Linked DNA regions of Mus musculus: all the other regions are linked to region 3. The links are chromatin loops, found by intact Hi-C in ENCODE. Cell type or tissue: gastrocnemius. All regions are shown on one strand.

Region 1 (8,000 bases), 380 kb before region 3:
TTGGAGAACAGACCCCACTCCTAATGGAAGAATGCAAAAATAGGCACACTGCAAAAAGAATACGTGAGGCAGAGTCAAAGTATCCAGACACCAGAAAGTAGTATATATGAAGGTTTTATGTGCTTAAATATTTGTATGCACGTGTGCATGTGTGTGGAGGCCAGAGTTTTATGCCCAGTTTCTTCCTCAATTGCTTCTCCATGGTAGATTTTGAGGCAGGGTCTCTCTTTCAGTAGGTCAGGCTGGATGGCCAGCAAATCCCACGAATGCTCCTGTTGCTGCTTCTCCAGCACTGTGATTTTTATGTGGTGGTAAGGATCCAGACTCAGTTCCTCATGTTTGGAACAGCAAGCTTTTTATCTACTGAATCATCCTCTGCCCTGGAGCCTTTATATAAATTTCAGAAAAGCAAGCTAATCAATAGTGGCAGGAAACAGATCACAGGTTGTTTGAGACTGATGGGTGGGGATCGCCAGCAAAGGGGCACGATCGAACTTTGGGAGTGATAAAAATGCTCTGAACATTGATTGCTGTGGTGTCCCCATAGACACACACATTTAATGTGTGCATTTACAGTAATTTTACATTTTTAAAGCAAGGGGGATTGGTGAAACTATCTTCCTAAAATTAACTATTGTACATTAAAACTTAGATCTTAAAGAACTTTAGAAGGTTCTTCCATCAGCGTTTTAATTTATGGATAAGCCAACTGTGCGTCCACTAACGACACGCACCTATAATCCCAGCCCATGTACGGTAGAGACGGGGAACTAAGCTTGAGAACTCTTGTAATAAACGTGCATCTGAGCTACCCATGGCACGGCTTCCCGAAGTGGCGTTCCGTGTAGTATTCTAGATATTTATAACAAGAACAGCACCAGGACTCTAATTCCACTGATTTGAAATTAACTGGTCCAGGGCAGCCTAGGAACCAGTATTTTTTTAAAGGCCTCCCAAGTGATTCTCCTATGCCAGCCAACACTGAGACTCACCAGCATGGTCAATAATCCATCTCTGACCTCACTGTTTGGGAAATTGCGAAAGGAAGGTTGGGAAGAGACCACCTGACATCCTCCCTTTAGCCCAAAGACAATGAGGAGGGAAACAGAGATCGCGCAGAAAAAAATGTCTCAGCAAATCTGAAATAAAATTCCTGTAAACAGGCAATGGGGGAGGAGGAGACTTGCACTTAATCTATGGTCTTCAGAGAACATTGAGGGCAGCAAGTACTTCAGAGTAAAGGGAGAAAACTTAGAGCAAACAAGTGGCAGAAAATCAAGGACAGTGCAACGAAAATAAATTGAGACTGACCGTTCCTTCCCAGGCTGAGCTATACACTAGAATCTCCTCACACAACCCAGACCTCTAAGCTAGTATTATTTACTACTTTCTAAAATTTTTCCTAGAAGTCTGTGATAGCGGTTTATGCCTGTGATCGCAGCACCTGGAGACTAAGGCAGAAGAAGGTTGCTGCGAATTTGAGTCCTGGCTGAGCTGTCCTGTGAGATTCTGTCAAGAGACAGAGACCTAGAGAGGGAGAGGAGAGAGAAAGAAAGAGGAAGGGAGAATGAGGGAGGGAAGGAAGAAAATCAATCTTGAGGGCATCTGTTTTACATGCTCAATGTTGCTATTTTCCACATTATGTTTGTGGTGTATTTTAAAGTTGGCTGTGATCAAAGTTTAGGTGAAAAAAAAAAACATTCTTACAGAAGGATAGAAGTTGACTAGATAGTAATTATTTCCATTCACGCCACAGCCAACTGAAAGAATATTCAGACTTTATAAAAAAGAAAACTTGAAAACAATAATCCTTTTGCTAAAAGTTAGCTTCTTAAATGGCTATTTTCTTTGTTTTATTTCATCACAATTTTTTCTCCTACCACTATTTTATTAAACATTTTCTCATGATGTTATACATTCTTTTTTAAAAAGATTTATTTATTTATTATGAGTACATTGTCATTGTCTTAAGACACACCAGAAGAGAGCATCAGATCCCATTACAGATGGTTGTGAGCCACCATGTGGTTGCTGAGAATTGAACCCAGGACCTCTGGAAGAGCAGTCATTACTCTTAACTGATGAGCCATCCCTCCATCACATTTTATTTCATAAATTTATATTCTGAATGAATTGAGAGACAGGAAATAGGAAAGGGGAAAAAAAACCTAGTGAAGAGGCCCAGCTAGTCAAGAAGGCAGATGGCAAATTAATGATTAAAATAGAGAAAAAGCACAGTGATAATGCAATGCTGTTGGAGAGCAGGGAGACCTTTGTTTGCTCCCTGCTGTACCTGTGGCACCAGTGACAGTCCCTGACACTACTGGATGTTCACTGGTTACATAGTTCACTGGTTAGATACACTTGAAAGCGTGACCTCAAAAGATGTCTCTAGTGTTCCATATTAGGGTGCCATAATTACTGGAATGATCGTAACATTAATACATGAAATCTTAAATTTACTTCTTATGGAGAGATGGTCTGATAGGAATTACAAGCCTGTCCAGCCAAGCTGCAGACTTTGCCTAACCAAAACTTCCAAAGAAATACAAATTGATACAGGAGAATTCCTTGTGGGTAGCTGGCTTGTCTGAGATGGGGGGAGGGGATCCCACTTAAGTACTTCATATCATTTTTCTCTAAACTAGGGAGGTTCGCCCAGTTTCCAACCCTCCAGGTGTGTCTTTAAGAGTGTATAATGTTGTCTAGGTACTCTTCAAAGACTCACAGTGGCTGGCCATGAACACTCCTGGCAGTGCCACAGACTGGAGGGAACTCTGTAACTGCACATCAGTGAAGAACAGTGTGGGCTTCCATTTTCCTTGTGCACGTTAGGTGAGTTCACATCAGAGTCCCTAGACTGAGAAGAAGAAGAGAGGAAAGAGATCTTTTTCTTCCTTATGAGTTCTTGAGTCAAAAAGTAAAAGCGAGTTAAGAACCATTTTCCTTGTGTCCTGTGGTATGTTTATCCTCAACTCACAGGACCTTTAAGTAATGCTTTTTTTTTTTTAACTTGCTGATTCAGTAAATATCTGCAATGCTGTATATATTGCCAAATAACATACTAGGCTCCAGGGAAAAAAAGTGAACTCCTGTGTTTTTTTGTTGTTGTTGTTGTTGTTTTGTTTTTTTTTTTTTTAGTAGGTTTACAGGAAGGAGAGAAACCAATAAGCAAATACATAAACTGTATGCAAAAGGTTTAAAATGTCATGACTGTGGGAGGTAATTGGCGAAAAGTAGTTCTAAAGCCAGCCTTGAGCTCACATTCCGCCTTGCTGGTATTATTTATTTGCTATTACTTATTTGTTTTCTCATTCCTGACAGGTTGTATGAACAAATAGATGATGACTTCTTAGACTTCAGTTTCTTCCCACGTTTGCTTTGGATAGTCTTAAATCATAGGACCCCTAACCCTAATTCTAACACAGGTCAATTCCCTCCCCTAGGCCCCGAGGTCACATTGCTTCTGCCAAGGGTTGCACACCATCCCGAGGAGGCCTCATATTCTTTTTTCTCTTCTCTTCTCTTCTCTTCTCTTCTCTTCTCTTCTCTTCTCTTCTCTTCTCTTCTCTTCTCTTCTCTTCTCTTCTCTTCTCTTCTCTTCTCCTCTCCTCTCCTCTCCTCTCCTCTCCTCTCCTCTCCTCTCCTCTCCTCTCCTCTCCTCTCCTCTCCTCTCCTCTCCTCTTCTCCTCCTCTCCTCTCCTCTCCCCCTCCCCTCTCCTCCTCTCCTCTCCTTCTCCCCATCCCCTCTCCTCCTCTCCCCTCCCCTCCCCTCCCCTCCCCTCCTCTCCCCTCCCCTCCCCTCTCCTCCTCTCCCCTCCTCTCCTCTCTTCTTTTTCCTTTCCTTTCCTTTCCTTTCTTTTCCTCCTTTTCTTTTCTTTTCTTTTCTTTTCTTTTCTTTTCTTTCTTTCTTCCTTCCCTCCCTCCCTCCTTTCCTTCCCTTCCTTCCTTCCCTCCTTCCTTCCTTTCTTTCCTTTCTCCTAACACAAGATGATGGTGCAAAGAGCCAGAAAACTAGCTTCTGTACGCAATTTTGAGCACAAGAAAACAATAAAACCCAAAGATCAAAACCCTAAAGGGGACAACGGCCAGTGGCTCAAAGCTAAAGGAGAAGGTGGTGCACAATCCAAATCCACGCCCCAGCCTTTGCCCTCCTTCCGCCCCAGGAAGGCCGACAGACAAAGCCACCCGGTGAGTCCATGAGTAGGGGAACAATGCCCTGGCGCTCAGCACAAAACGAAAGTCCGCTGCGGGGCCCGAGGGGATGGCAGGCCGGGGCGCCTTGGGCCCACGCGTCCCGACCCCAACTCCCGACGCCATTCAAGCAGACACCGCGCAGAACAAGGTCAGCTCTGTGCAGCGCGCGGCGGCAGCGCGGCCACCCCTGCTCCCGGGAAGCCCAGCGACGACATCGGGAAAGGCGCCCACGGAGAGCTTACGAGCCCCACGATCCCCGAGCCAAGCGCCCAGCCGGGAAGTAGAGCCGTCCGCGCGCGGAGGGAAACGCCGGGTGTAGTGCGGTTTGTCCTTGCTCTTATAAGCATGCTGCTCCCGGAACCGCTGCCTTAGACCGAGTTCGGGTTATTTTCTGGCCAGGATTCTACCTTCTGTGAGCCTGAGGATCCGTCATCTGCGCACTCCAGTGGCCCAGCGGCCGCCCAGCTCCAGCTTCGGGGACGTTCTGGGCCTGGATTGCATCCGAGGGTGATTGCGCCCACTTCCAGGGAGCAGGTTTTACCAGTGTCTGTTCTGGTCAGTGGAGTGCTGTTCTGGTCAGGATGGTGAGGAGTAATGAGGATAATGCAGGTAACACTGTCTAAAAGCACATCACACCCTCAAGAAGGAACCTAGCATTAACTCAGTGTTAATACAGGTAACAACTCACAAGGATCTGAAAACATAACATGAGGAAAATCGCAGAAAAGATCACGACCAACTAGAGTCCATGTTTAAAAGCTGTAAACAAAGCCTTTGCCTGGCCAGAAAACGAAAGTAGTACACTGCAGGCTGGACAATAACTTTATAGCTCAAAAGCAGTGGTGATTACATCACAGTTGCCACAATTCACAGAAGTGTAATCTAAAGGTATATAAAGTTTATTCTGCTCAAACTGTAAGTAAAATAATGTCCTCAAAAGTTGGCCGAAGTAGGGTGTCTGTTTTGGGGGAGAAGCTGCTGCTAGGGGGTAGGTGACTGAGAGACAAGCTGATAGGAAAAAAATATTTACTGCTTAGGAAATTTACATGAGCCTTAAAAGCATCCTTCTCAGAACTAAGTCCTCTAAGAGTAGATTCACTCCAACAATAGAAAGAAAATATCCTAAAGAACAATATGGCAATGTTGTTGCCTAAAGAACACCCAGAGCAATTGATGTACTTCTCCAGATTTACTTAGCCCCACCAACCTCACCACCACCTCTGCTTCGTGGTGTCCAGGGCTGGCCTTTCTGCGGAGGGTTCCACTCCTGTTCCCTCCCTGACAGATAACCCCCAACAAATGAGGGTAAAGATTCAACCCTGCTTCCTTATAGGGGCCCTGATGGTGGAATGTTCTGCCTCTATCTGCCCAAGGTCCCAGCGCAAGGTGAGTTAGAACAGTATGAGACAAACCTTCACAGAGGCAGAAAACAAACACTACCCGGCATATCAGTCTCTACCACGGACACTCCCAAGGCTTGAGCTTTGCCTGAAAGCTGCAGAACGAACAGTCAGCTACACTTTCTCATACGTGTTCACTAACGTGCTACTTTGTATCTGTTTTCCTTTCTGTTTAGGAACAGTCAGCTGTACTTTCTCATAAGTGTTCACTAACGTGCTACTTTGTATTTGTTTTCCTTTCTGTTTAGGAACAGTCAGCAGTACTTTCTCACAAGTGTTCACTAACGTGCTACTTTGTATCTGTTTTCCTTTCTGTTTCTCCTTGCTCTTGATGCCCTGGGATTCCATCTTCTCATCAAATCTTAACACTTAAAATTGCCCTCAAGGTTAGCTTTTCTTTGGCAGTGTTTGGGTGTTACGTATACTTTCCTAAAGATTTCACAACCATGACAAACTTTTTTTTTTCTCTCTCTGTTTTGGCTCTGGATTACTGTCTCATTAAAGTGCTAGTTTAGAAGGCAATCGGTTGAGAATCATTGCCAAATATTTGGGCTTGGGAGAGAGATAAAAGTTTGGGCTTCTATTTATTTGGTTTCAATTGGTGTTTCCTCATACAAGCTAATTCCTAGATCATAGGCTCTTACATGCTTTCAACATTTGGAAGTATGAAAAGTTGAGATGCATGTTTGTGTAAAACAAAAATACTTTCAATTATGCTTATAAAACTGTTAATCTGGATCTCTAATTATATGTTTTAGTGCATCTTCACAAAGCTGTTTTGCTTGTTCTAAAATCACTAGGAGAAGATAAATTATGAGCCTTTTACCGCAACCTCTAGCTCACAGTGCTTTGCAAAACAATTTTTCTTGACACTATTTTAAATATAAGAGCATTAGGTTCATGATTTTAATAATAATTGCACAGGTTTGTGGCAACATGTTTATTGAAGATTCATCAGACACATTCTGCCTCCCACCTGGCTTGCCAATCATCTGTAATTTGATCAACAGTAATTCGAGATGGGACTCAGTAGGGTCAGATGTTAAATAGAACATTTCCACTTTTCTAACCACAAAATCCTCCCTCTCTTGGCCACTTAAAACCTGTTACATAATCTGCAAACACATGAATGTAATGATTTCTGCTGCAGGCCTTGGTAAAGATCACATACCTGCAAACTTGCTTTTCTATTGCAGTTTACTGCTTAAAATTCTAGCCTTGAAAGCCACTTAAAATACATAATCTGCTTTCATCTACATCTGTAGCTAGTGAATTGGTGTTTGCAATGAAAACTTTTTCTCTTATTGTGTTTACAATTTTTAATATTTGCACTTGAAAGCCATCCCATCTGAATTTAATTATGACAAAAAATGAAGCGAGGCTGTACAGATAATGTGTACATTTTCAAAGAAAGAAAAAGACATTTAGGGATATCTTAGGTTATTCATATCTATGCAATATCAAACGTTATCTTAATAAAGGAACAGAAGAGTATCTCCTTAATTTATGGCTGCTAGTTCTTCCCAAATTTATGAGTATAGACAGTGTTCAGCAACCATGCAGTTTTATACTTACAAAATAGGCACTGGCCTCAGTAGTAGGTCAAAAGCTGGCCGCAATTGTGTCCCATTACTCAAACACTTTTAGAATTCTTATGCCACTAGTGTCTGAGTCACATTATTTTAAATGACATGTTCAGTGTTAACAAATCTCCACCCCCCCCCCCCGAGCAGATCAAACTGTTAGAAATATCTGAAGGTCACTTGCAACCACAGCTAGCTTACCGGCATTGTTTAACAGGTGAGATTTCAATGAGAAGGAAGGAAATTGAGTGAACTGAGCAGCACATAAAACACAACAACCAAACCACCACCATCATCATCATCATCACCACCATCATCGTCGTCATTGTCGTCAAGAAAGGACTGAAGAATGATTGCATGAGAAATGGATGAATTAGATAGAGACCAATAAAATGGATCAATTCAAAAAGAAAGGTCAAGGAGGAGAAATCCCTGAATTTTTTATTTAATGAAATATACAGAGCATAAATAAAACTACAAAACACAAAGGAGACAGCAGTGATAAGGAGTATGTTTTAAAATTACCTTAATTATAATTAATTATTAATTATAATTACTATGTAATTATATTTTTGAGTACAGTTACATGAATGAATCACAATTTTTCACTCCCTAATTGGTAACCAATTAGACCGTTATCCAGTATTCTGCCATCACATAGCAGTGGAATGTCTTTGCTTATTATTTAGGAGAAGACATCATTGAATGTTTTTACCTATTAGTTAGATTGATGCCTAGTAATGAAAATAAATTTCAGTATCTGAGTATGTATTTCTAAGCCTTTATCCAGAAGGGTAGAATTTGTATCAATTTGAAAGTA
Region 2 (8,000 bases), 280 kb before region 3:
AAAGGAAAGCGTGGGTAAACTTGGGGGCGACTTGACTGATGGGGAGAACTTTGCCTACTTGAACACTTAACATACCCTCATGAGCTTAGTGGTAGACTGGACATCAAATATATCCAAATGCTTACATGCCTTGCAAAAGTTTGTATGTGATTATATTTGAGTGTCTACACATGCATAAACAATCTTTTACATAGTTTTAAAGATATTATTACAAGAGTATAATTTGCCCTCATAGATTATTGTAAATTATTTCCCTTTCATAGAAGACATGGAAATAAATACAATTTACTGTAGATTATAAACACATCATATAATAATAATTTTACAGAAAAATCAACCTCTTGATTAAATCTCCTTTATCTCCCTAGTGTACTTAGGACCCAAATGTACATAGTCTCAGAACTTGGTTTTACTCATGTGGTCAACAATTTACAATCTCTAGTATCAAGTCTTTACTACGTTTTACAACGTCTCCCTAAAGGTTGGGGGAGTTCCTATAAAAATAGCTTGAACTGCCACCACACATCTGCATTAGGGTAAATATGCCCGGAATTTTGCCTACTTTAAAGCGAAGGGGTTAATGCTCAATTCTCTTTCAGATATTGAACCGTGACCACTAAGCCCACTAAATCCTTTTATTGCAATTGGGAATGATCAAAGTCTCTCTCCTTGTTTATTTCCAATTATTAACTGTAAAGCTCTGGGGAAACGATCATGCTCCAGCGCTGTCAAGTCCAAATGACTACGTAAACATAAGCAATCAACGCGTTAGTGCTCCTTCTCCGAAGCATCCATCCCCTTACTTCATGACCTATTCTGACATTTAGCAAAATCTATAAAATGCAATGGACCTAAGTCTCAGCTCATCCCACAGCAAAGGGGAAAGTTGTAGTGTCTTCGAGAGAAAAGAAGAAAAAAGGAGGGGTGAGAGTGGAGAGAGAAAGGGCGCTCAGCAAGGCTAACGTACAGTCACCGGCTTCACTCCAAAACAAAGCTCAAATTTTAAATGCCCACCTCCTTGAGAGCTCGCCCCAAGTACGTATGGAACCCCTGTCCTCGACTCCCAACAAATACCACCTTGAAAACTTTACCCTTTCCAACACAAATGCACAAGACCTTGGAAACAACTGGGAACCGCCATCTTACCAGCCATCCAATTTCACACAAGTGTCCCTCCAACTTAAGTTAATAACATTTTTGTCGGGGCTCCCCCCAGCCTAACACCCACCTCGTCGGGATCGCTGTTCCCCACAGTACCCATCCCTATAAAATGGGGGCGTTCCCTGGAGGTTCAAAGACCTCCAGAGCCCTTTCTTCGGGAGAGGAGGGAAGCCACTGGACCCAGGCAGCGCCCGATCTCGGGATCCCGTCCCCGTTTCAGCAAAGTCTACCTCTCAACAAAGGGCGCAGCGGCCGCGGGAGCCGCGCAGGCTGGAGACACAAGTGCCGCTCTCGGGGACCATGTGCGGCGCGAGGGTGCCGAGGGGCGCTCGGGGGAGCGGGGAACTAAAACGTGGGGCGGCGCGGCGCGGCCGGGCGCGGGCGGCGGCCGGAGCGGCTGGAGCGCGGTCAGGCGGCGCTGGTGCGGGCTGCGGGGCGTCCGGCGCCGCGGGAGGCGGCGGGCGCGCGGGCGCGGGCGCGGGGCGCGGGCCGGTTGCCCACGCTGTCAGCGCCTCCGCCCCCCCCCCTCCACGCCGCCCCGACCCCCACCAGTCCCCGGCCACGGCCCGTCGGCGCCTCGCCTCCTACGTACCCGGAAAGAGCGGCCGGCGCGAGGCGATCTGAGCGGGCGGAAAAGACAATGAAAGTTAAAAGTCGTTCAGCATAAAATGAATGCGAGCCAAGCGGCCATCTTGGAGCGAGCCGCCGCCGCCGCTGTCAATGGGCACCGAGCGCGGCCGAGAGCAGCCACGGCCGCCGCGCTCCGCTCATGCCGCTCCCCCGCCGGCCTCCTGCTCGCGCGCTGCGGCCTCCTCCTCCCGCGCGGCCTCCTCCGCCTCCGCGCGGCCTCCGCCGCCGCCTCCTCGGGGCCTCTCCTCCTCCTCGGCGCAGCCGCCGCCTCCCGGCCGCGCTCGGGGGAGGGCGCGCAGAGGGGCCGAGCCGTATTATTCTGCGGGGCCGGGAGGTGTTGCTAAGCCTGCGCGGGGCTCCCTCGCCAACCTCCCCATTGTCTCTCCCGATCTCTGCCTTTAATACTACGATTATGATTTCAGACTCGCGTGGGGGAGGCGGGCTGGCGGGCGGGCGGGGGGCGCCGAGTGTGCTTGCGGGCCGGGTGGCGGGGGAGGGGAGGGAGGACCAGGAGGGGGAGGGGAGGGTGGAAAAAAATGCACGGCTGAAGGCAGAGTGGAAACTGACACCGGCTCCAAAATGGCTCGGAGTCCGCCCGCCCCCTCCCCCGCCCCCCGCCGGGTCACGTGCTCCCCTCATTCCTTAAGGGCGGCCTGGGAATTAGTGTCGGTGTAGTCGGGCCCGTGGCCGCCCCCTCCCCTCGCAGCGCGCCGCGAGCCGCGCGCCCAGCCCCCTCCCCTCCCCGCGCAGCGCGCCGGGGCCGCGACGGAGGCATTTCTCCACAGCGCCACACGCCGCTCTCCCGGCGCGGCCCGCTCGGCCCCGCACGCCGCCCCGCCCCCCACCATGTCTCCTGCTTCTGGCGCACACGTCCGCGGGGCCCGCCGCCGGGGGCGCCCGGCCGCTGCCCCGGCTCGGCCCTGCCGAACCTGCGCCGGATCGGGCCCGCGGAAACAACAGCGGCCGCCCCGCCCGCTGGCGGCCGGGAAGAGGCGCGCGCGGGCAGCGGCCGGGCTGGCTCCGCTCGCGGGGTCGGGCGGGCCGGGCGCAGGTAACGGGCGGGCCGGGCAGCGAGCACGGCCCGGCCGCACACCTTTCCCGAAACACTTAACCTGGGGCAAGGCAGGCGTCCGAGCCCACGCAGGGCAGATGTGCTTGGCACACTCAGTCGTCAAAGTCACACACAAACTCCAAACAGAATGCCGCCCTTCTTGTGGGAATACCACCGTATTTATTCAGGGTACGATACTTTAATAGGGCTTGAAGACGCTCAAGATAGAAGGAACGCAAGAGTAATACTGAAAATCCAGATGCTTAAGAGTCTCCCTCTTAACCATTTCACATGTGTAAAAAAAGTGTCAAAATTGATGGTTGGCATCACTTCAAAAGGGTGCTAGCTCTTTTTCCACTGAAAATGACATCCAGCTCGCGCGAACGATGGTCCAGCAGGAGACAAGGCGCGTCTGGTTTTCCTCTAGGCTCCTGGGGTCATCAGCCTCCCCAAATTACAACTGAGTTGCTCTTTCCAGGCTTTTTGAAGCATCCTTAAGTTTCCCCACCAAGTCCTAAAAGATGTACAATCATGTCACAACTTGGGCATACAAGTGAGGAAGCAGCAACTCTGAAGCAGCTGCAAGAACACAGTCGGAAGGAAGAACACCTAAGGAGTCCACGGGAGCTCAACAGCTCGCAAAGCCCTTTGGAAAAGAAGCGCTTCTTCTGCTGGATCTGGTCCTCCAATCAGGTATTCAAGTTCTAGTTAAAAGGGAATTTCTAACAGAATTTTTGCAGGCTGAGAATATCTAAATTATCTCTCAACTTCTCTAAGGAAGGTTATGATTCACACACATTTTCTGTTTAAAGTTTCGCTAATATTTACTCTAAAGTGACTACAGATGTCTTTGGAACATTTAATTTCATTCAAATTTTCAGGAATGATCTTCATTTTATTTAATTGGTAAGAAATTCGTTAGCATATCCATCAATCAACGAAGACTTTAATTTCTTCAGTTTTACACTGAAAATATTAACAGTTTTAAGAACTTGTGTGAACTTTCCCTTTATAGGGTAATTTAAAACTCCTGCTTAAAACTTTGGAAGTTTAATTTGTGAAAGGCATTCTCCAATCTCTTACTTTTGCTCAGTTTTATGAGTCAGATGCATGATGGAATGAAAGAAAGTGTGCTGAACTCAAACTTTAAAGTTATTTTTCAATTAGGGGCACCAGTAAATGCAGGCTACTGGGGATGTTACTATGTTACTTTTAAAAGTGAAATCTATGTTAAATTTCTGCTTTCCATTCTCTCTTTGCCATTAAAACCTAAACCAACCTTCATTACCTGATGCTGGGAATATTATAAAGTCTCCATAACAGTTCTCAAATGCCCACTGAAAGAAACATTTAAAGGTCCTAATACTGTACCTGTAACTGTTCCATGTTGCAACTAAAATTAATCTCTGGGTAGGATTGGGAATCATTGTTCTATGGAAGAAAAAAATGTTTGTTTATATAAAGGAAATGAAAATTTTTATTACACATAATTTTTAGACAAGGATCTATACATACCTCTACATTTAAGGTCACCAAATATCCAGGTCGGTACATCTTATGAAGTTGGTTGGTCTAAAACAACACAAAACATCAGTCTTTAACTCTAACCTTTTTAAAAAAAAAGTTCCTCTAACTCCCTCTACAGAAAAGCTTGTTATCTTTACCTTTATCTGGTACTCCAAGCGCCAAGAAACATCAGTTATATGAGGGAGAGATCTGCCTATACTGAAAGACAATGATAATTTTGTAGTATCTACAGAAAAACTTTCAGGATTTTCTCAATGGTGTCTTTCTCTTCTTAACTCGTTTCATTCCACTCTGAACTTAAAGACTGTTGAACCTCATCTTCAAGTTCAAAAGAGTGAAAGCACACCTACTAAGATTATGTCAGGCTCTATCTTGAAAAAAACATTAGCTTAACTTCAATTATTCCACTTGCCCTTTGGCCCTTTATTTTGGGTCAGGATCCCAATTTTTTTGGCTCAGTTTTGTTTCCCATCAGCACACTCCATTCCTTACCCACAAGGGAAAAGCTCCGCAGCTTGACACCTAACACAGTACCTACCTTCCCAGTAGGGTTTCTAGAGAATTCTTATTGTTCTGGGGAAGGAGAAAGAAAACACAGTTTTGCAAACAGCAGGAAAAAAGGGGGTGGGTACTAATTGTTAATTTAAAAGTTTAAAGTAAGTAACCTGATACTCGGTGCAAAACAGTTCTATTCGCTCTCGGTCAAATTTACAGTCTTCTAAATAAGTGCTGAAGGGGGCAGGAGGGGGGGGAAATAAAGCAAGGTTTAGTCTCTATCTTTAAAAACTGAAATTACAATGACAAAGATACCACTTCAAAGTAAGCGGGCATTAGATAAAGTCTGTACCTTAGAGTAGACTTGTCAACTTGGTGCTTTCCTGCCTCCAGGATGCAAGTTGCAGCTGCTGCATGACAATGCTTTAAAACCACTGGGTCGATCTGTTTCAAGTATGGGTGATCTAAAATAAATTAATTGCTAATGATTACAAATCCTTTAGGCCCCTGTTCCTAAGAGGAATATTTGGTTTTGGTAAAACTTCCTCTTTAGAAAATATAACAAAAATTCAATTGTAAATGGATGAGATGAACAAGGTTAACTGCAAAACAATAAAGAGAATACATCAATAATCTGCTGTCACTCTCTTTTCAATTACCTTCTTTTATTTCGTCTTAGTATTTTTTTTTTAAATACCTCAAAGAAAGGGGGGGCAGTGGTTGCTGGATGGACTGAAAGCAAAGGAGAAACTGAAGGTAGTTTACACAGTAAATTTCAAAATGAACAACTTTCAAAAGACATTTTAGAGCAATTGACTCCATGAACATAAATACATCAAAGAAGCTTGATAGGAGGGCATACATTAGCATGCACAACAGAAATATCAAAATCCCATTAATATCTTCAAGTCCCCCCACCTCTCCTCGCTCTCTCTCTCTCTCTCACACACACACACACAGCTTCGAGATAAACCAGGTAGTGGTTAATTGGGGGGGGGGGGGGGCTTTAAGAACAGCTTCCACTTTCATACTTGTTGTCCAAGTATCTAGTATGAAACGGGGGGGGGGGGTGTGGAGACCCAAGGAGTTCTGGAATGTGTTGATAGATTTGAGGGAATTATCTAGAAGTGATTTGTCTTAAAGTACGCTCTTAATCCATTATGACAATTGCAGTCTGCGACCAGACATTTTAAATAGTCTCTCTTCCTGGTAGCCGCTGCAGAACAAAACATTAGGCGCCCTACTTGAGGGTTCTGGACGAATAACCTGGGCTTAACACTCTGAACGCCCGTGCTGGAGTGATCAGAGAATCCGGAGGTGTTCTGTAGGTTGGAAAATGTCAGTGCTGTCTGACCCAGCCATTGCTTCGGAAACTGCCTTTTCAACCCCCTCCAGCCCAGCTGGGGGAGGCTGAATCACAGGACCTCCCCAGTTGAAGTCCAAGTGTCAAAACAGCTGCAGCCTCCGAGGAGGCTGAAAACCCCCACACATTTAGGCCACAAACTAGACTTGAACACGGCTTTACAAAGGAACAAAGAAACAGTCTGGCAGGGAAACCAGGCCAGGAGCGTAGAGCTGGCCCCGTGTAGGTGCCCTGCGGGGGCACAGCGGCGCTCAGGGCCCGCTCGGGTCCCCACAGTCGGGCTGGGCGAAAACCGGGGACTTGCCCGGGCCGGAGCTGTGCCCAAGGCGCCGGGCTGGCGGCTCTGCCGGGCGCCCCTCCGCCCAGGCCGCGGCGGCGGGAGAGCCGCTTACCTAGCGCGGCCTCGTCCGCCCGGGCGTCCAGCAGGCTCTGGAAAGCCGCCCGGAGGAGAAGCGCGAAGGCGTTGGAGTCAAAGGAACCGGGATCCGCCAGCGTCTGGATGCCTCTTTGCACAGACTCCGAGAGCTCCATTGTGAGCGCGCCGTGACCTTCGACACGCACACCACGTGACTCGGGGCGCGCGCCCAGCTGATCGGGCGCGCGCACCCGCGGCGGGGCGGCTCGGGGAGGTTCGGCGACGGCTCGGGACGGTTCGGAGAGGTTCGGGCGACGCCTCGGGGAGGTTCGGGAGGGTTCGGGTGAAGCTCGGGCGGCGGCTGGGCCTCTCGTCTCAGCCGCCCTGCGGGCCTCGGGCGGGACGCGCCGGCCTCTCGCACGGTCTGGGAGGCGCTGGCCTCGGCCGCGGCGAGCGCGGACGCCCATTGGTCCCGCTTGGCGCTCACCTGGGACCGCACCAGCTCTGTCCCCACTGGGCCTGGTGCAGGGAGGCGCGGGAACCCCGCCGCCGCGAGTGTGGCCAGAAGCTGGGCTTCGGGACAACGGGAGACTGAGTGCGTGTGTTAACTCGCCAGCCTGACCCGCAGCGCTGCCCTTTTGTGAGGCTGAGGACATCTTAAATATACCAGTTTTACCTTGTCTTTGTCACTTCAGGAACATGGCAGTAGATTTCTGCGTGATGTGCAGGACACAGGCGGGTGTGTGCACGCCCGGTAGTTAACAATTGGGAGATTAATAAATTATTCATGAACATATTTGACAGGATTATTAAAAAATTTTATATGCTACTGCGAATAAATACCTTTCGAAAGCACTCTGTCATATAAATTCTGTGCTCCTAAACTCACTACGTCCGTGGCTTTAATTACTCAATAGAGTCTTCGTAAATAAATACGAGATACTCATCTAAAGTACGGTTAGGAATGGCAAGATCTTTAGTATAAATGAATTACTTCTTTAGCGACTCATAACTTCAAAGACAAATCCTGTATAAAGTTTAACTTTCTCCTTTTCTTTTTCTTTCTTTCTTTTCTTTTTTTTTTTTTTTAATACGAGGTTGGTTTAGGAGGACAAGAATAGTTCTTTGTTAAGAAAACCCCAAAGTAAGTAAGACACATTAGGCATTTTTTTTAATTAAAAGAATTTGAAAGCTTAAAAAAAAAATCCAGTTTTGAAAGAATGAAGAAAAGGGCCGTAGAGCAAGAATTGTCTTTTACTCTCCCAGAGCAACGACAGTTTCAACTTGAAACACTTTTGTTTTTCCTAATTTAGATGCTTATTTGTGGGGGAATGGTTGTTATTAATGAATAAAGTCAGCATGTCTGAGTGTCATGTTGCACGTTGTCACATTGGACAGTACCCCACTTCATAGTAACA
Region 3 (8,000 bases):
ATCCATTCATTAATTGTGGGCCATTGCTGTTTCCCTTGCTCTCAGATCCTTAGTTGCCTGTAGCCTTGTAGTCTGTCTGAGGTTGAGGCCTTATGAGCTCCCCTCCTTCCATGCTAGCTTGTCTATTGGTGTCATCATCCTCATTGAGGATGACACAGGATGATACAGTTCAGACACAAATGCTTCTCTTACAATCTCCCTCCTCTTTCCCTGATGATCCTTGAGCCTTAAGTACAGCAGTTGTTTTACAGATGTGTCAGTTGGGACTGAGCTCCCATTTTGGTGGTTGTAGTTTTCTGTAATGGTCTCTGTCTGTTGCAAAAAGAAGTTTCTTTGATGAGGAGTGAGAGCTACAGTTATCTCTTGGTATAAGGACAAATATTTAGAGTTTAGTTAGGATTTATTCCAGCTATTAAATTTTTGTGATATTATTGTAACATAAAAGTAATTATTTCTGTGTAATTTATCTTTTCTGTTAGCATGTATGCAATTGGTGCCATATCTAAGGAATCATTGGCTAAAGGTTACTAATAGCCAATAGGTCACTTGGAATTTTGCTTCCAAGAATTTAAAATTTCAACATTTCCATTTAGATCTGTGATTCATTTTGAGTGTCGTTTTGCTTCTGTGGCTTTATGTCTGTCATCACTTCTGTAAAACGGACTATTCCTTCAAATGTCACTTCTGCTCCAGAGTATCTTTCTTCATTGTTTTGAGGTTTGTTATACATATGCTAGGTTTATTCTTTACAAACTTGCCTTTTAAATTCTGTTCTTCCTCCATTCTTTTTCTTTCACTTTGGGTATTTTTATCGTCTTGATCTTTCCCCAAATCCGCTAATTTCTGTTCTACTATGTCTAGTCTTCAGTTTAACTCTTTTACTGTGTTCTTGATTTCATATATTGTATTTTTCAAGATTTTTCCCACTGATTCTGTTAAAATTCTGTACCTTGTTATATATTTTACCCACCTTCCCCTCCTCCATCTTATGACCTTTTGCTTTATTTTGTAATAAGTCATTTCAAATATCTTATCTGAGCTTTAACATCTGGTTTATCTATGGGATTCTCTAATCTTTCTTCTTCTTTATCATTGGCCAAAACTTCCTATTCTTGTTATGTCTTACACTTAAAAACAACCACATATCCCAGAGTTTTACACAAAATTTCCATAGACTATATTCCATAGCTTATTTTCCACTAAAACAGAAATTAGACAAGTTGGGTAAGTTTCTGATATCTTCTACATAATCACAGAAGAGTAGGATTGTGACTGGGATGCAGAGTTATTAAGATTCAATCAACTTCTGTTTTTCTTTTTTTCTCTTCATGATTCGTCTGAAATTTTGAGCAAGAACCAGAAAAGCATTCATCCTCTTGGCCCTAGAGATCTTCTTTGTGTAACTTCAGAAGTAACTGCCATGGTCTTGAGTGTGAAGAATAACGCCCATGTATTTAAAGTAGGCGTTCCCTTTAGGTAGCCTTATATAGACTTACAGCCGTGTATTAGTCAGAGCTCTCTAGAATCACAAAACGTATAGACTAAATTCTCTCTCTCTCTAAGTCTATCTATCTGTCTATCTGTCTGTCTGTCTATCTATCTATCTATCTATCTAAAGAGAATCTATCTATCTATCTATCTATCTATCTATCTATCTATCTAAAGAGAATACACTGGAGTGACTTATAATCTGCAGTAGTTGCTCAGTCCCACAATGTTAAGTAGTTCAGCTGGTCTTCTGTATAAGCTGGAATCCTGAAGAAGTAGATTCCAACAGATGTGCTGGCAAAGTGAATGCAAGCAGGCAAAGAGGAGTGAACCTTTCCTTTTTCCTTTGTTCTTATGTAATCCTCCAGCAGAAAGTATGGCGCAGATTAAAGGGTGCCTCGAGATCTGTATTAAAAATGTGTGTCTTCCAGCCTGAAGCGCTAGATCAAAAGCTTGTGTCTGCTGTGCCCTCCATTTCTGGATTGTAGTTTACTCCAGTTATAGTGGAGTTGACAACTGGGCATAGCTATCACAAATCTTATGACCAGTGAGCACAGTTCCTCAACCTCAAGCGATATTCAGCGGGCGTCTTGTGGGACGGCTGACTGTATGTTTGGGGCTTCTTTGTACCTTAGTCCATCATACAATTCAAAGTAAAGATTTCGTTGCTTTCTTTTTATCTGTGTAAAGTCCCTCTGAGCAGACCAAAGCGAATCACTCCATACCTAGGATCAGTAAATGCCACCAGGGAAGAAAACAGCTGATAACTGCCCTTAGCCCAGACATTGACAAAGGATTTATTCAATTGTGTTACCTCCTGCAGCACAACAGTTAATGTGGAAATGACAAATTTGAATTGTAGTAAGAAAATTGTCTCAGAGAATAAAGTAGAGGCAACTCGACTTCTGTATCAGCCTGGCCTTAGAAAGTGATAAGTCCCCTGAAAATGGAGTAAGTCCTTAGAGTTCTTGGACAACACAGAGTTCAAGACAGAAATACAGGACTGTCTGCTAAGAGCTCATACTAACACGTTTGCAGTTGTGGCAAGATCACACCACTTTCAAATAACACAGTATTCAATAATATGATCAAATATGGAAAGGATGGACATTGGGTAAACAAAATTTGTTGTTGCCATATTTTCTGACAGTTTCACTCATTGAATAAACAAACATTTGCTTTAATGTAGGGACTTGGTAAAGATGATGGGTCTTGTATGTACATGTATGTGCCTGCCTATGTGTATGTGCACATGCACAGGTGCCTGTGGAAGCTTGAGGTGAGTACTGGATCACTGCAGCTAGAATTACAGGCAGTTGTGAACCACTCCAATATGGGTACCGGGAACAGAACTCAGGTCCTCTGCAAGAGGAAGAAGTGGTCTTAATCAAAAGTCAATACTAGGTCCAAGATTAGTTTTACTTTAAGGAAATAAACTTCAGACTTAAAAGAATATTTTAAATTTTATTTATATGTATGTGTGTTTGCTTTCTTGAATTTATGTGTATTAGGTGTGTGCAGGATCCTACAAAGGCCAGAAGGGGGCTTCAGATCTCCTGGAAATTAGAGGCTGCTTATTTGCATGGACTATATCCGCAAATCTTAATTCATATTTAGAAGTATAATTTTTTTCTTGGTTAAATTCCTTTTTGTGCCCCCACCTTCCAAAACCACAATGGGGTGGATCTGTGTGTTTTAGGCATTGTTCAATTCATCCTACCTTTACTGATCAAATAACAAAATGCACATGAACAGAAGCCCCTAAGCAATAAAATACATCGACCCTCCAATATGCTTTTAATATCAATACTTAGGAAGGCAAGGTAGAAGGCATGGGGAAGAAAACCTACAGATAGGCGTTCTTGGCCCAGGAGGTCCGCGATTGTTGATTATTCACCTCTTTTAGCCAGCGCTGACACACGTGCAGCTGCTCTACAAGCCAGCCACGGAAAGCTGTTCTCTGAGGCCAGAATCCAGAGCGCCTGGCGTTCCTACTTCCGGCCCCGCCCCCGCCCCACAGTTGCTAGGAGACGTGATGTCACCGGAAGCGAGGCCTGGGATAGGCTGAGGCCTGGGGAAACCTCTCCCACACGGCCGCTTGGGTGCCAGCGCTGGCTCTCCAGCTGTTCCTAGGCCGGGGCGAGGGTCTAGAGAGGGAGAGCGGGCTGCGGCCGGTCTCCGCTCCCCAGCCGCCGGCTCCGCGGCAGTTAGTGCTTCCCTCGAGCCGGCAGCCTGGTTGGTCGCTTCCGGGCGGCTGCCCGCGCTCCTGACTGACAGGCGCCGTCCGCACCGCCCGCGCCACCCGCCACGTCTCCGCTCTCTGCCGGCGCACGGCGTGGCTGCCTGCCGACCGACCTCTTTGAGCCCAGCGCGATGTGGGTTCCCGGCTTCGGATCCGCGCGACTTCCCCAGCGCCGGCGCTCCGGGTTGGAGTCATCCTCGGTGCGGCCGCTGTGGCTGCTGCTGCTGTTCCTGCTGGCAGCCGTGCGGCCAGTGCGCGCCTGGGAGAGCGGAGACCTGGAGTTGTTCGACTTGGTGGAAGAGGTGCAGTTGAACTTCTACGAGTTCCTCGGGGTGCAGCAGGTAAGCGCGGCGGGCCGGACCTCCTCACCCAGCCCGGTCCACTTGACCGCCATCTCTTCCCAGTTCCTCACTGTCGGCCCAACTTCGGAACTTCTGATCTGAGTGTTAGGCTGGACGGTGCAACTACCTTTTCTTTGGCTTTCTGGAGACCATCCTTCCCCCACCCCGCGAGCTGTGCTGAAGGAAGAAGGAAGAGAGATGTAGGCAGACCGATTTTTAACACTCAAGTGTGACACAGTAACCATGTATCACCCCAAATTGTCATCTTCCCACTTAAACATATGTTTACTCCAACTGCCTCCCTCTCCCTCGTCCTTTCTGGGAAGACTGAAATACATTTTGCCCAGCGTCTGTTAGCAGTTTTCTTGCACTGTATTTTGTAATCGTTAAAGCCTGCTATTAGTGTTTGTGTAGCAGTTAGAAATCTGGAAAAATTTGAAGCCTCCTCCCGCTTGGTCCTAGAACTCATTAGAGAAGTTGTGACACTTTCAGGGTTTGAGGTGTTTGGAGTGCTGTTGAAAGAGGAGGTCAGGATAGTCTTGTGTATACGTCCTTGCCTCTCCATTGATTTCATTTCAGGTTTTAACTTGGGTCTTTAACTTGTAAAATCTCTTGTTCCCTTTTATTTCTACTTGAAAGTGATTGAGTGAGGGTATTTATTCAGACTACCTCAAACAATGAACAGAAAAAAGAAGACATGTTAATAACTAATAATAACTTCATGATCATGGAATGAGAGAGACTTCCACAAGCTATGATTGAGTCCTTCACACAAGATGTAAGTTGTGAAGCAAAAACAACAGCAGCAGCAAAAAGGCACACTTAACAGAATTAGCTAAGAAATGTACCTCTTCCTATAAGTTATGAAATAGGAAACTTTCAAAGGAAATGAATTGAACTGTTAAACAGAAATTTAATTTTTAATAATTGCATTTTAATTCCATGATTGCATATAAAATCATTGAGTATAAAATTACCATGGTATTAAACTTAACAGTTCTCATTTCTTAAGAGTTAAAAATATTATACACAATGGTTTTGTGGTCATTGTGTTACCTTGTGCCACTTCCTGCTCATAGAGAAAAAATAGGCCTCATTTCCAGAGTAAATGATAATGCAGTGTATTTAACAATAATTAGTGAAAATGTAAGTTTGAAGACTATTTATTTGGGCTTAGGTTCTTGAGACAGGTTCTTCATGTAGCTCAGCCTATCCCCTTAAACCGTCATTCCCCAGCCTCAGGCTCCTGGATGCTGAGATTGTAGGCTTTTCCCACTCAGGAGAGGCATTTTACTTTTTAACGTAAAAAAACAAAACCAAAAACAACAACTACTAAAAACAAAACAAAACACCCCTCCCCCCCCCAAAAAAAACTAGGGTAGGTAGAATAGGAAGTAATTCCTCTACAGTTTTTTTTTTTTTTTTTTTTTTTGGTTTTTATTTTATTTTATTTAGGTTAATTACCACTTCCTTCCAGCCCCAAGATTTCTCATTGTGCTGTACTGACTAGCCTGGAATTTAGTAGGTTGACCAGGCTAGCTATCCATCCACCTACCTCAAGGACTACTAGAATTGAAGACATGTGCCAGTATACCTGGCCTAATCCCTTCCATGTTAGTGTGTGTGTGTGTTTGTCTACCTCTGTCAGGGTCTTAAATGTTTCTTCTTAGTACCACACCACAATGCTGCTCTAGGTTTGTTTTGTTTTGTTTTTAAAGTTTATGAATGCTTTCTTGCAGGCATGTCTGTGTACCACCTTTGTGCCTAGTACCCACTGAGGCCAGAATATGGCCTGAGACCAGAATTACAGACATTTGTGAGCTGCATTGTGACTGTTGAGAATCAAATCTGGGGCCTTTGAAAAAACAGCCAGTGATCTTAACCACCAAGCCATCTTTGCAACACCAGGAATGTTCTTTATTGCATTTATTTTTTGTTTGTCTATTTTTTTATGCGTGCCATGGCAAACATGGAGGTCAGAGGACAGCTCTTGGAAGTTGGTGTTTTCTTTCCATGAGGGTCCTAGGAATTAAATTTAGTAGAGCCATCTTGCTAGGTCAACTAAATAGTTGTTTTGTATTCATTAAGATTGATCAAATTCAGGGGCTGGAGAGGCAGCTCAGCGGTTAAGAGTATTGACTGCCCTTCCACATAGTGGCTTACAAACATCCGTAATGAGATCGGATGCTCTCTTCTGGTGTGTCTGAAGACAGCTATAGTGTACTTACATATAATAAATAAATAAATCTTTAAAAAGATTGATTAAATTCTGTAGCTAGTGAGAGTTTTATAGATAACTGTACTGGCTCATATTTTGTCACCTTGACAAATGCTAGAGGGGACACAAGTCATCTTTGAAGAAGGGATTTCAATTGAGAGCTTGCCTGAATCATGTTGGTTTGTAGGCAAGTCTGTGGGAGCATTTTCTTGACATGATTGTTGTGGGAGGGCCCAGCCCACTATGTGTGGTATCACCACTTGGCAGATGATCCTGAGTTATATGAAAAGCTAGATGAGCAAGCCACGGGGAGCAAAACAGTGAGTAGCATACCTACAAGGTCTCTGCTTCAGTTCCTGCTTTGACTTCCCTCAAAGATGGACTGTAACTTGGAAATGTAAGCCAAAAAACCCACTTTCTCCCTTAAATTTATCTTGTCAGTGTTTTGTCATAGCAACAGAAAACAAAGTAGAACAATAACTTAGCAAAACAAATCTTGATGATGCTTTTGAATAGTTTGTAGAAATTAAGCTTTTAAAGAGAATATAGAGACTTAGCAGTAGACTTAGTTGGGCTCAGATTTATATTATATCTGTGTGGAGAGATGGTTCAGTAGTTAAAGAGAACTTGCTGATCAAAGAAAACACATGGTGGAACTTGTGGCTCTAGCTGCATATGTAGCAGAGGATGGCCTACTTGGTCATCAATGGGAGGAGATGCTCTAGGTCCTGTGAAGGTTCTATGCCCCAGTATAGGGGAATGCCAGGACTGGGAATGGGAGTGGGTGGGTTGGGAAGCAGGGGGAGGGGATAGGGGATTTTCAGAGGGGAAACTAGGAAAGGGTATAACATTGAATGTAAATAAAGAAAATATCTAATAAAAAAAGAAATTTAAGTAATCAAGAACAATAAAAAGAAAGAAAGAACTTGCTGTTCTTGCAGAGGAATGGATTTCATTTCCTAGTACCTGTGTATTTTAGCTCACAAATTGCCTATAATTCCAATTTTAGGGGTTCTGACACCTGATGTGGCCTCTGACGGTACTGTACTTGAATATAAAACCCATACAGTATGCACATAATTTAAAAAGATTAGTTACCTGGCCTCCTCTGTACTATCATGGTTTGTAATTTCATACTATTTAGTTTGCAGTGAATTAGTATGAACAACTAGAGACCTTAACCTTTTTAGGAACGATGGGGAAATACATATAGATAATTGAGAAGATTTGGTCAAATTGGAAAATTTGAAAAGAATTCAGAAAATTATTTTAATCTGTATTTCTGTGTTTAGCTGTGTTGAAATTGAAAAGAAAGCCAGAAGGAACTTAATTCTATTGACAATGGAAAATAGATTGGAATGTTCTTTACTTTGAATCTTAGCTTTCTTGGAAGACTTTCAAGGGACCAAATATGTAATAGAGATAAACTCAATCTGTTTAAGGTTTAATGTGTGATATTCAAAAGCCAAGCAATCTCCTGTTGACTAGCAGATGTTGGAACAGATGAAGTAGCAAAACTATCCAGTGTTGTTATTCAGTGAAGACTTATTTGGTATTCACTGGATCTTAAGCACAAAACCCTTAGCCTCATATAGGTTAATACTTTAGTTGCAATGGGAACACAAAATAGTGAATGTAAATAGGTATATATAAATAGCAGATGCACAGAGGCTTCTGAAGGAAATGAGAAGTTATAAGGCATTGACTCTAT

What was found. A loop is a pair of places that touch in the nucleus more often than their neighbours do. Peaks named below come from ENCODE experiments on the same cell type or tissue, not always from the same donor. Only the 100,000 strongest peaks of a DNase experiment are listed, where the experiment ranks them.
Region 1: a loop joins it to region 3, with 3 times the contacts of the local background. A loop is called at or near these places in 14 of 42 quality-filtered maps.
Region 2: a loop joins it to region 3, with 3 times the contacts of the local background. A loop is called at or near these places in 16 of 42 quality-filtered maps.

The regions. Positions count from the first base shown.
Region 1 is chr2:18,763,623-18,771,622 of GRCm38, reverse strand. No RefSeq gene overlaps it. Among named protein-coding and RNA genes, the nearest start is that of Gm3363, 6.8 kb to the right of the region's middle. In gastrocnemius, no CTCF peak of the experiment used is centred here; a DNase peak (open chromatin) is centred at 4,478; H3K4me3 peaks cover 2,565 bases; H3K27ac peaks cover 2,728 bases.
Region 2 is chr2:18,671,223-18,679,222 of GRCm38, reverse strand. Commd3 (COMM domain containing 3) reads right to left here and starts at 6,788. Exons shown (of 8, transcript NM_147778.4): 1 at 6,620-6,788; 2 at 5,217-5,328; 3 at 5,035-5,098; 4 at 4,908-4,942; 5 at 4,507-4,567; 6 at 4,358-4,414; 7 at 4,214-4,273; 8 at 2,992-3,356. The coding sequence starts at 6,758. The coding sequence ends at 3,297. It overlaps Bmi1 (Bmi1 polycomb ring finger oncogene), which reads right to left and starts at 2,205. Exons shown (of 10, transcript NM_007552.4): 1 at 1,754-2,205. Gm33355 (a long non-coding RNA gene) reads left to right here and starts at 6,819. Exons shown (of 2, transcript XR_374026.2): 1 at 6,819-6,887. In gastrocnemius, no CTCF peak of the experiment used is centred here; DNase peaks (open chromatin) are centred at 2,056, 2,475, 3,232, 6,855 and 1 more place; H3K4me3 peaks cover 5,218 bases; H3K27ac peaks cover 4,164 bases.
Region 3 is chr2:18,388,362-18,396,361 of GRCm38, reverse strand. Dnajc1 (DnaJ heat shock protein family (Hsp40) member C1) reads left to right here and starts at 3,532. Exons shown (of 12, transcript NM_007869.3): 1 at 3,532-4,071. The coding sequence starts at 3,862. In gastrocnemius, a CTCF peak has its summit at 3,031 (motif pointing right); a DNase peak (open chromatin) is centred at 3,560; H3K4me3 peaks cover 2,276 bases; H3K27ac peaks cover 2,083 bases.